Regions from separate parts of the Homo sapiens genome. Here region 1 is linked to region 2. Evidence: chromatin contacts called from ENCODE Hi-C or POLR2A ChIA-PET data. All regions are on one chromosome and are shown on one strand. The core of a region is the stretch at or near the end of the contact, and the rest is flanking DNA. Distances in the headings are between cores, read along the strand shown. Region 1 overlaps PPFIA3 (PPFI scaffold protein A3). Region 2 has its middle 27 kb from the start of FGF21.

What was found. Hi-C counts contacts between places; a loop is a spot of excess contacts on that map. ChIA-PET counts read pairs that join two places held with the same protein, here RNA polymerase II (POLR2A). Pooled maps may share reads with other maps.
Region 1: a loop to region 2 is called in a pooled map, with 2.3 times the contacts of the local background. The contact joins two enhancer-like sites. A Hi-C loop is called at or near these places in 7 of 50 pooled maps. POLR2A ChIA-PET finds 5 or more read pairs at or near these places in 6 of 52 experiments (GM12878, HCT116, WTC11 and 2 more).

The regions. Positions count from the first base shown.
Region 1 is chr19:49,126,127-49,130,217 of GRCh38, forward strand. PPFIA3 (PPFI scaffold protein A3) reads left to right here. Exons shown (of 30, transcript NM_003660.4): 2 at 1,733-1,987; 3 at 2,241-2,342; 4 at 2,722-2,886; 5 at 3,254-3,328; 6 at 3,867-3,941. The coding sequence starts at 1,748. Among named protein-coding and RNA genes, the nearest start is that of PPFIA3, 8.6 kb to the left of the region's middle. RefSeq lists a silencer at 1,747-2,146. Within about 2 kb of position 1,950, at least 9 of the 41 ENCODE cell types and tissues checked have a DNase peak (open chromatin) inside an H3K27ac peak, as active enhancers do.
Region 2 is chr19:48,780,272-48,784,244 of GRCh38, forward strand. No RefSeq gene overlaps it. Among named protein-coding and RNA genes, the nearest start is that of FGF21, 27 kb to the left of the region's middle. RefSeq lists a cis regulatory region at 517-1,157. Within about 2 kb of position 2,305, at least 18 of the 41 ENCODE cell types and tissues checked have a DNase peak (open chromatin) inside an H3K27ac peak, as active enhancers do.

The DNA of each region.
Region 1 (4,091 bases), core at 700-3,199, 350 kb after region 2:
TTTAGTAGAGATGGGGTTTCACCATGTTGGCCAGGCTGGGCTCAATCTCTTGACCTCGTGATCCAACAGCCTCAGCCTCCCAAAGTGCTGGGATTACATGAGTGGGCCACCTTGCCCGGCCGTTACTGTGTTTTTTTTTTGAAATGGAATCTCACACTGTTGCCCAGGCTGGAGTTCAGTGGTGCTATCTCGGCTCACTCTAACCTCCACCTCCCGGGTTCAAGCGATTCTTGTGCCTCAGCCTCCCCAGTGGCTGGGACTACAGGTGCATGCCACCATGCCCGGCTAATTTTTTTTGTATTTTTAGTAGAGACGGGGGTCACCATGTTGCACAGCCTGGTCTTGAACTCCTGACCTCAAGTGATCTGCCCATCTCGGCCTCCCAAAGTGCTGGGATTACAGGCATGAGCCACTGCGCCCAGTCCTGGCCTTGCTTTTTTTTTTTTTTTTTTTTCTTTTCCCGAATGGAGTAGGTCTTTAGATTCTTAGGGAGCCGGGGTCCAGATTTCTGGGAAATTGAAGGAGGCAGGAGTTGGGCTGGCTAGTAGGTGAGACCAACCCTGTGACATTATACAGGTAACCACATCCTAGTGACCTAATCCTGGGTCCCTTGGCCCTGTGGCCTTCTTAAGGCATGGTTCTGGTCTGGGCCTCAGTTTTCCTACCCATGCAGTGGGTTGAGGGGGATTCTCAGTAGAGCCAGAATAGGTAGACACTGATTTTCTCCACATTCACTCATACGATACCAGGGTCGGCCAGCTTTGGTTCCTTTGAGTGGGCTAGGCTTAGGTTTGCTGCCACTGTCTGTTGGAGTCTGACCTCAGTTTTCCCAAATCCTCTCACCCAGGTAGCCAGGACTGTTTTCCTAAGAGCAATGGCACAGGCACAGTGGCATACTTTGGGATGCTGAGGCAGGAGGATCCCTTGAGTCCAGGAGTGAGACCTCATCTCCACAAAAAAAAAAAAAAAAAAAAAGGTCAGGCGCGGTGGCTCACGTCTGTAATCCCAGCACTTTGGGAGGCCGAGGCGGGCAGATCACGAGGTCAGGAGTTCGAGACCAGCCTGGCCAACATGGTGAAACCTTGTCTCTACTAAAAATACAAAAATTAGCTGGGCATGGTGGCGGGTTCCTGTAATCCCAGCTACTCGGGAGGCTGAGGGAGGAGAATTGCTTGAACCGGGACCCGGGAGGTGGAGGCTGCAGTGAGCCGAGATCGCATCACTGCACTCCAGCCTGGGTGACAGATCACTCCAGCTAAAAAAAAAAAAAAAAAAAAAAAAGAAAGTAGGGAAAGGAAAAGAAAAGAAAAGAAAAGAAAAAAATTAGCCAGGTATGCTGGTGTGTGCCTGTAGTCGCAGCTACTCAGGAGGCTGAGTTGGGAGGACTGCTCGAGTCTGGGTCGTTCAGGCTGCAGTGGGCCGTGATCGCGCCACTGAACTCCAGCCTGGGTGACAGAGTGAGACCCTGTTAAAAAAAAATAATAATAATAATAGGCCTCAGTTTCCCCTGGCAGCACCTGGTGGCCAATCTTTGGTTTCCCCGGTGGAGTGACAGGGTGGCGGTGCCTGTTTCCCTGTGTCATGATCACAGTGCCTGGGCCTCAGTTTCTTCTGTGCAGTGCTTGGTTTGCCCCCAACTATTTCCCCTACGTGGTATCCGAGTGGCTGTGCCTCAGTTTCTCTGTTGTGCCTTGACAAGGCCGGTCTGTTCCTTGCCCTCCCCGCCCCGCAGGCCCGCACCGCCGCCATGATGTGCGAGGTGATGCCCACCATCAGCGAGGATGGCCGGCGGGGCTCGGCGCTGGGCCCGGACGAGGCGGGCGGGGAGCTGGAGCGCCTCATGGTCACGATGCTCACGGAGCGCGAGCGCCTGCTGGAGACGCTGCGCGAGGCACAGGACGGGTTGGCTACAGCGCAGCTGCGGCTGCGCGAGCTCGGCCACGAGAAGGACTCGCTGCAGCGCCAGCTCAGCATCGCGCTGCCCCAGGTCTGGGCGGGACAGGGGCGGGGCATGAGGGGGCGGGGCCTCGGGGGGAAGAAGGCGGTCCGGAAGGGGCCGGGCTTGGCGCCTGGAAGGGAGGAGTCTGGGCGAGGCTTGCCGTTAATGGGCGGGGCCTGAGTGGCAAGGGACAGCGGGACTTAGCAGGGAGGGCGGGACCTTCAAACTTCCAGTCCCAGTGAATGAAGGAGACAGGGAAAGGATTGAGCCGAATGTCCAGATCCTGCCAATGTCTGGACAGGAGTTTGCAGCTCTGACGAAGGAGCTGAACTTATGTCGGGAGCAGCTGCTGGAGAGGGAGGAAGAGATTGCAGAGCTGAAGGCGGAACGGAACAACACGCGGGTGAGGGGTGTTGAGGGCGGGGCCTAAGTGGGGGCGGGGCCTCGTGGTGTTGAAGTGGGGGGCGGGGCCTCTCAGTGTTGCAGCGTGACCTATTTTTTTCCCCCATCTCGCCTTTCTGTCTTCTCCTCTTCCCTGCTCCCACTTCCTGGCTGGTCTCCCACTCTGGTGCCACTCCTTCCTCCCTGTCTCCATAACTTTTCTCTTTTCTGTACCACCGGTTCCTTGACCCCGACCTCCTCTCTTTTCCTGACCTGTCTCGGTGCTCCTTTATATGGCTCCATCTTTTCCTCCATGTGTCCGCCCTACCTGTCACCCTTTTTCTCACATCTGCCCCTTTTCCCTTGCCTCTTTTCCTTGACCCCATGCCGTGTGCTTGCAGCTGCTCCTGGAACACCTGGAGTGCCTGGTGTCCAGGCACGAGAGGTCACTGCGCATGACCGTGGTGAAGCGCCAGGCCCAGTCCCCGGGTGGGGTCTCCTCGGAGGTAGAAGTGCTCAAAGCTCTAAAGTCTCTCTTCGAGCACCACAAGGCCCTGGATGAGAAGGTATGAGAATTAGAAGAGCAGGGGTGGAGAATGGAAACCTATAGTTGACTGGGGCTGTTCTGAGTGGGAGAGATTCTGGCCGTGATTGGTTGGGGATGTTCTGAGTTGGAAGAATGTTGACTGTGATTGATTGGGACAGGATACATAGACTGGGACCTGACTGGTTGATAGCAGAAAAATAAACCAGGATGGGGGCTAACAGTGGATGGGGCAGATTGGATAGCTGGTTGCGGCTGCATACCCGTTATGGAGACAGGAGCCCCAACGCTGCCCTATCGGATCCGTCCCAGGGGTGTTCTGGACCAGGGGCAACTGTCCTAAACTGGATCTTGTCTCCAGCTGACTGTTGCCCTGCCCCGATCCCCAGGTCCGGGAGCGGCTGCGGATGGCGCTGGAGCGCGTGGCAGTGCTCGAGGAGGAGCTGGAACTGAGCAATCAGGAGGTGTGGGTGTGGCCAAGACAGGGAATTTGAATCCAAGGGGAGGGGCTAAGGGGCTGCCCACGGGGCGGAGCCGGTTGGGTGGGTTCCAGAGAGAATCTATTGGGGCAGGACTAGGGCAGACAAGCTATGGGGTTGGACTATGGAGAGAAACCAGTGGGGTTCCTAAGTGGGCACGCATTGCGCAGGGCTACGGGGAGAATCTCCCAGTGAGAGTGAGATTAAGGGTAGAACCAGGGGCTGGGGCTCAGGCTGGGACTAAGGAGGAAGTGATTGAATGGGGAAAAGCGGGGCTAAAGCGGAAACTTTGTCCAGGAGGCTAAGGGGAAGAGTAAGGGTAGACGCCCTCCGTGGTGGCAGCTAAGGAGGGATATAAGGAGGGAGGGAGCCTAAGGGTAAACCGTGGGGTAGGCATGGCCCCAGCACGACCGGAGGCATCTCATATGGGGCCGCCTATCCCCTTAGAGGGCCAATGCCAGTGAGAACTAGAGCTGGGGGTTCAGGGAGCCCCTGTGCTCTGATTCCCCTTTCACACTTCCAGACTCTGAACCTTCGAGAACAGCTGTCTAGGCGGCGGTCAGGGCTGGAAGAGCCGGGCAAGGATGGGGATGGGCAGGTGAGACATGGAAGTCCCCTCTCCGTGAGCTCCATTCAACTCCCTGACTTTGTGATAGTGTTTGTAACGTTTGGTATCATCCTCACTGGCCCTAAGACGGCTGCACCTGTAAGAGTGTCACAGAGCTTGGACCTCTGATTCAGGTCACCT
Region 2 (3,973 bases), core at 1,055-3,554:
CTCCCAAGTAGCTGGGACTACAGGTGCCCGCCACCATGCCTGGCTAATTTTTGTATTTTTAGTAGAGACGGGGGTTTCACCATGTTGGCAAGGTTGGTCTGGAACTCCTGACTTCAGGTGATCTACCCCCTTGGCCTCCCAAAGTGCTGGGATTACAGGCGTGAGCCACCACACCCAGCTGAGAGCACCTTTTTTTCTAATGAGGTGACTCTTGGTGGGCTCCTGATGGGGGCTGATCACCAGCAAGACTCAGTCAATATTAGAAGCATGGAACCTGTAGCCCCATCCCACTCCACATCTTTCCGGAAGAAGAGGGAACTGGAGCTGGAATTACTAATCTATCCTACTTATGCGCTGAAGTCTCCATAAAAGTCCCTAAAGTATGGGGGTGGGAGAGGTTCCTTGTAGCGTCCAGCCCTACAGGGCCTTGTGGGTTTTCTCTTCGTGTGTGGAGATGAGAGATTGTAGAAAGAAAGACATGAAACTAAGAGAGAGTATGAAAGACAGCTGGGCCCAGGGGGCCACTACCACCAGTGCATGGAGTCCATTAGTGGCCTCGAATGCCTGGACTGCTGCTATTTATTGTATACAAGGCAAGGGGGCAGGGTAAGGAGTGTGAGTCATCTCAAATGATTAATAAGGTCAAGCAAGTCACGTGTCCATGTGACAGGGGGCCTTTCCCTTTTTGGTAGACGAAGCAGAGAGGGAAGACAGCATACGGTCAGCATTTTTTCTATGTACTTATCAGAGAGATCAAAGACTTTAATATTTTCACTATTTCTGCTACTGCTATCTCCCAGGAACTTAAAAGAGGAACCAGGTGTACAGGCGGAACATGAAAGTGGACAAGGATCATGACCACTGAAGCACAGTACCACAGGGAGATGTTTAAGCCTCCGGATGACTGTGGGCAGGCCTGGCTAATGTCCGGCCTCCCACAAGAGGCTGGTGAGGCAGAGTGTTCTCTAACTCCCCCAAGGAAGGGGAAACTCCCTTTCCCGGTCTGCTAAGTAACGGGTGCCTTCCCAGGCACTGGTGCTACCACTAGACCAAGGCGTCCTTAAGCCCTTATCTGGGCGTGGCGGAGGACTTTCACTCTTGTCTTCTGGTCACATCTCACCATGTCCCTTCAGCTCCTGACTCTGTATCGCCTGGTTTTTCCTCAGTTATAATAATAAAACAGAGATTAATACTAAAACTAATAATTGATAATATCCATATATAATCATCTCTATATCCTATTGCTAGTATAACTTTTCTTATTCTAAGTATTTTCTTTATTATATTGAAACAGTATGTGCCTTCAATCTCTTGCCTCAGCACCTGGGTGGCTCTCTGCCCACAGTTCCGGGCGGGGAAGCACCCCAACTCCATGGAGACGCCCAACCTGGAAGCTCCCCCAAACCCATCCTTTGCTCCCGTGCTCGGGAGGCGTTCAGATGTTGCCCTTTGCACCTCTTTATCTGACAGGTTTTATTTAATTATATGATAAACTGATAAATGTGTTTTCCTTAGTTCTGTGAGGCATTGTAGCAAATTTCTGAGCCTAAGGAGGGAGTCATGGGAACCCCCATTACTAGCAAGTCAGAAGCTCGGGTGAGACCACGTGGACTTGTGATTGGCATCTCCCAAGGGGCAGCCTCGTGGGACTGAGCCTTTCACCTGTGGGATCCGATGCTATCTCCAGGTAGATAATGTCAGAGTTGGATTGAATTGTGGGACACCCAGCTTGGGTAGGAGAATTTGTCAGCGTGGGAAAAACCCCACACACCTGGTCACAGAAGTGTTGAGTGTGAGCCTGAGAAAAACAGGTGTTTTTTTCTAGATAAGATCCATGGAAGGGGAACACAATTTTTTTTTTTTTTTGAGACAGCTCTCTGTCGCCTAGGCTGGAGTGCAGTGGCGCGATCTCGACTCACTGCAAGCTCCGCCTCTCGGGTTCACGCCATTCTCCTGCCCCAGCCTCCCTCCTCCCGAGTAGCGGGGACTACAGGCGCCCACCACCACGCCCGGCTAATTTTTTGTATTTTTAGTAGAGACGGGCTTTCACCGTGTTAGCCAGGATGGTCTCGATCTCCTGACCCTGTGATCCTCCCGCCTCGGCCTCCCAAAGTGCTGGGATTACAGGCGTGAGCCACCGCGCCCGGCCAGGGAGCCTTTAATGAGTTTAAAAGTTGTTGCATTCTTTCCTTTGCTAAATTTGGTTTCACGGGGAACACATTTCCTGGCCCCTGGGATTTGGGTGTGTATCCTGGTCTGTGACGCAGGCCAGGGGCTGGCATGTGACGCGAACCGGGGGCCACTTCCCGAAGCAGGTCAGCGAGAGGCACTCTGGAGCTGTTGCCCAGCCACTAGTGACGTCATGGGCTTTCAGTCATTCCTATTGGGTGCTCTTAGTGCTCTATCCTCAAACTCCGCAACCGGCCCTTGGAAAAGACTCTGAACTGAGGCTTCTGGAAAAAAGAATCCGAGCTTCCACGTCATTTCAGAAATACCCCCCTCACCTTATTTATTTATTTATTTATTTATTTATTTATTTATTTATTTATTTATTTATTTATTGAAACAAGGTCTGACTCTGTCGCCCAGGATGGAGGGCAGTGGCGCGATCTCTGCTCACTGCAACCTGGAACTCCTGGACTCAAGCGATCCCCCACCTCAGCCTCCCGAGTATCTGGGATTACAGGTACTCGCTACCACGCTCAGCTAATTTTTAAATTTTTTGTAGAAATGGGGTTTTGCCATGTTGCCCAGGCTGGTCTCGAGCTTCTGAGCTCAAGCGATCTGCCCGCCTCGTTCTCCCAAAGGGCTAGGATTACAGGCGTGAGCCACCGCGCCTGGCCCCCAAATTCTTTTATGTTTATAAATTTAAACTGTACGCCGGGCGTGGTGGCTCACGCCTGTAATCCTAGCACTTTGGGAGTCCAAGGCAGGTGGATCACCTGAGGTCAGGAGTTCAAGACCAGCTGACCAACATGGTGAAACCCTGTCTCTACTAAAAAATACAAAAAATTAGCTGGGCGTGGTGGCACACGCCTGGAATCCCAGCTACTCGGGAGGCTGAGGCAGGAGAATGGCATGAACCCAGGAGGCGGAGGTTGCAGTGAGCCAAGATCGCACCACTGCACTCCAGCCTGGGCGACAGAGCGAGACTCCGTCTCAAAATAATAATAATAATCATCATCATCATCATCGTCATCATCATCGTCATCATCAGCCAAGGGAAAACGTGGATGGGGCAGAGTCCAGGAGACACCAGGCGTGAGCTTTCAGATGTCCTCCCCCAGTGGAGTTCTAGACAGTGCTCAATTCTCCCGGTAATGACGTGTGCCAAAACGCATGCAGTATTGCCAACCAGGGAGTCTCACCCCAGATCTTAGGATGAAAAAAAAATTTTTTTTTTTTTTTTGAGTCTTGCTTTGTCACCCAGGCTGAAATGCAGTGTCATGATTTCGGCTCACTGCAGACTCAACCTCCCAGGTTCAAGCTATTCTCATGCCTCACGAGTAGCTGGGATTACAAGGGTACGCCATCACACCTGGCTAATTTTTTAATTTTTATTTATTTATGTATTTATTTATTTTTGAGACGAAGTCTTACTCTGTCACCCAGGCTGGAGTGCAGCGGCGTGATCTCGGCTCATTGCAGCTTCCGCCTCCTGGGTTCAAGTGATTCTCCTGCTCCAGCCTCCCAAGTAGCTGCAACTACAGGCGCCCGCCACTCTGCCTGGCTAATTTTTGGTTTTTGTTTTTTGTTTTTTTTGAGACGGAGTCTCGCCCTGTTGCCCAGGCTGGAGAGCAATGGCGCAGTCTCGGCTCACTGCAACCTCTGCCTCCTGGGTTCAAGCGATTCTCCTGCCTCAGCCTCCTGGGTAGCTGGGATTATAGGCACCTGCCACCATGCCGGGCTACTTTTTGTATTTTTAGTAGAGATGGGGTTTCATGATGTTGGCCAGGCTGTTCTCAAACTCTTG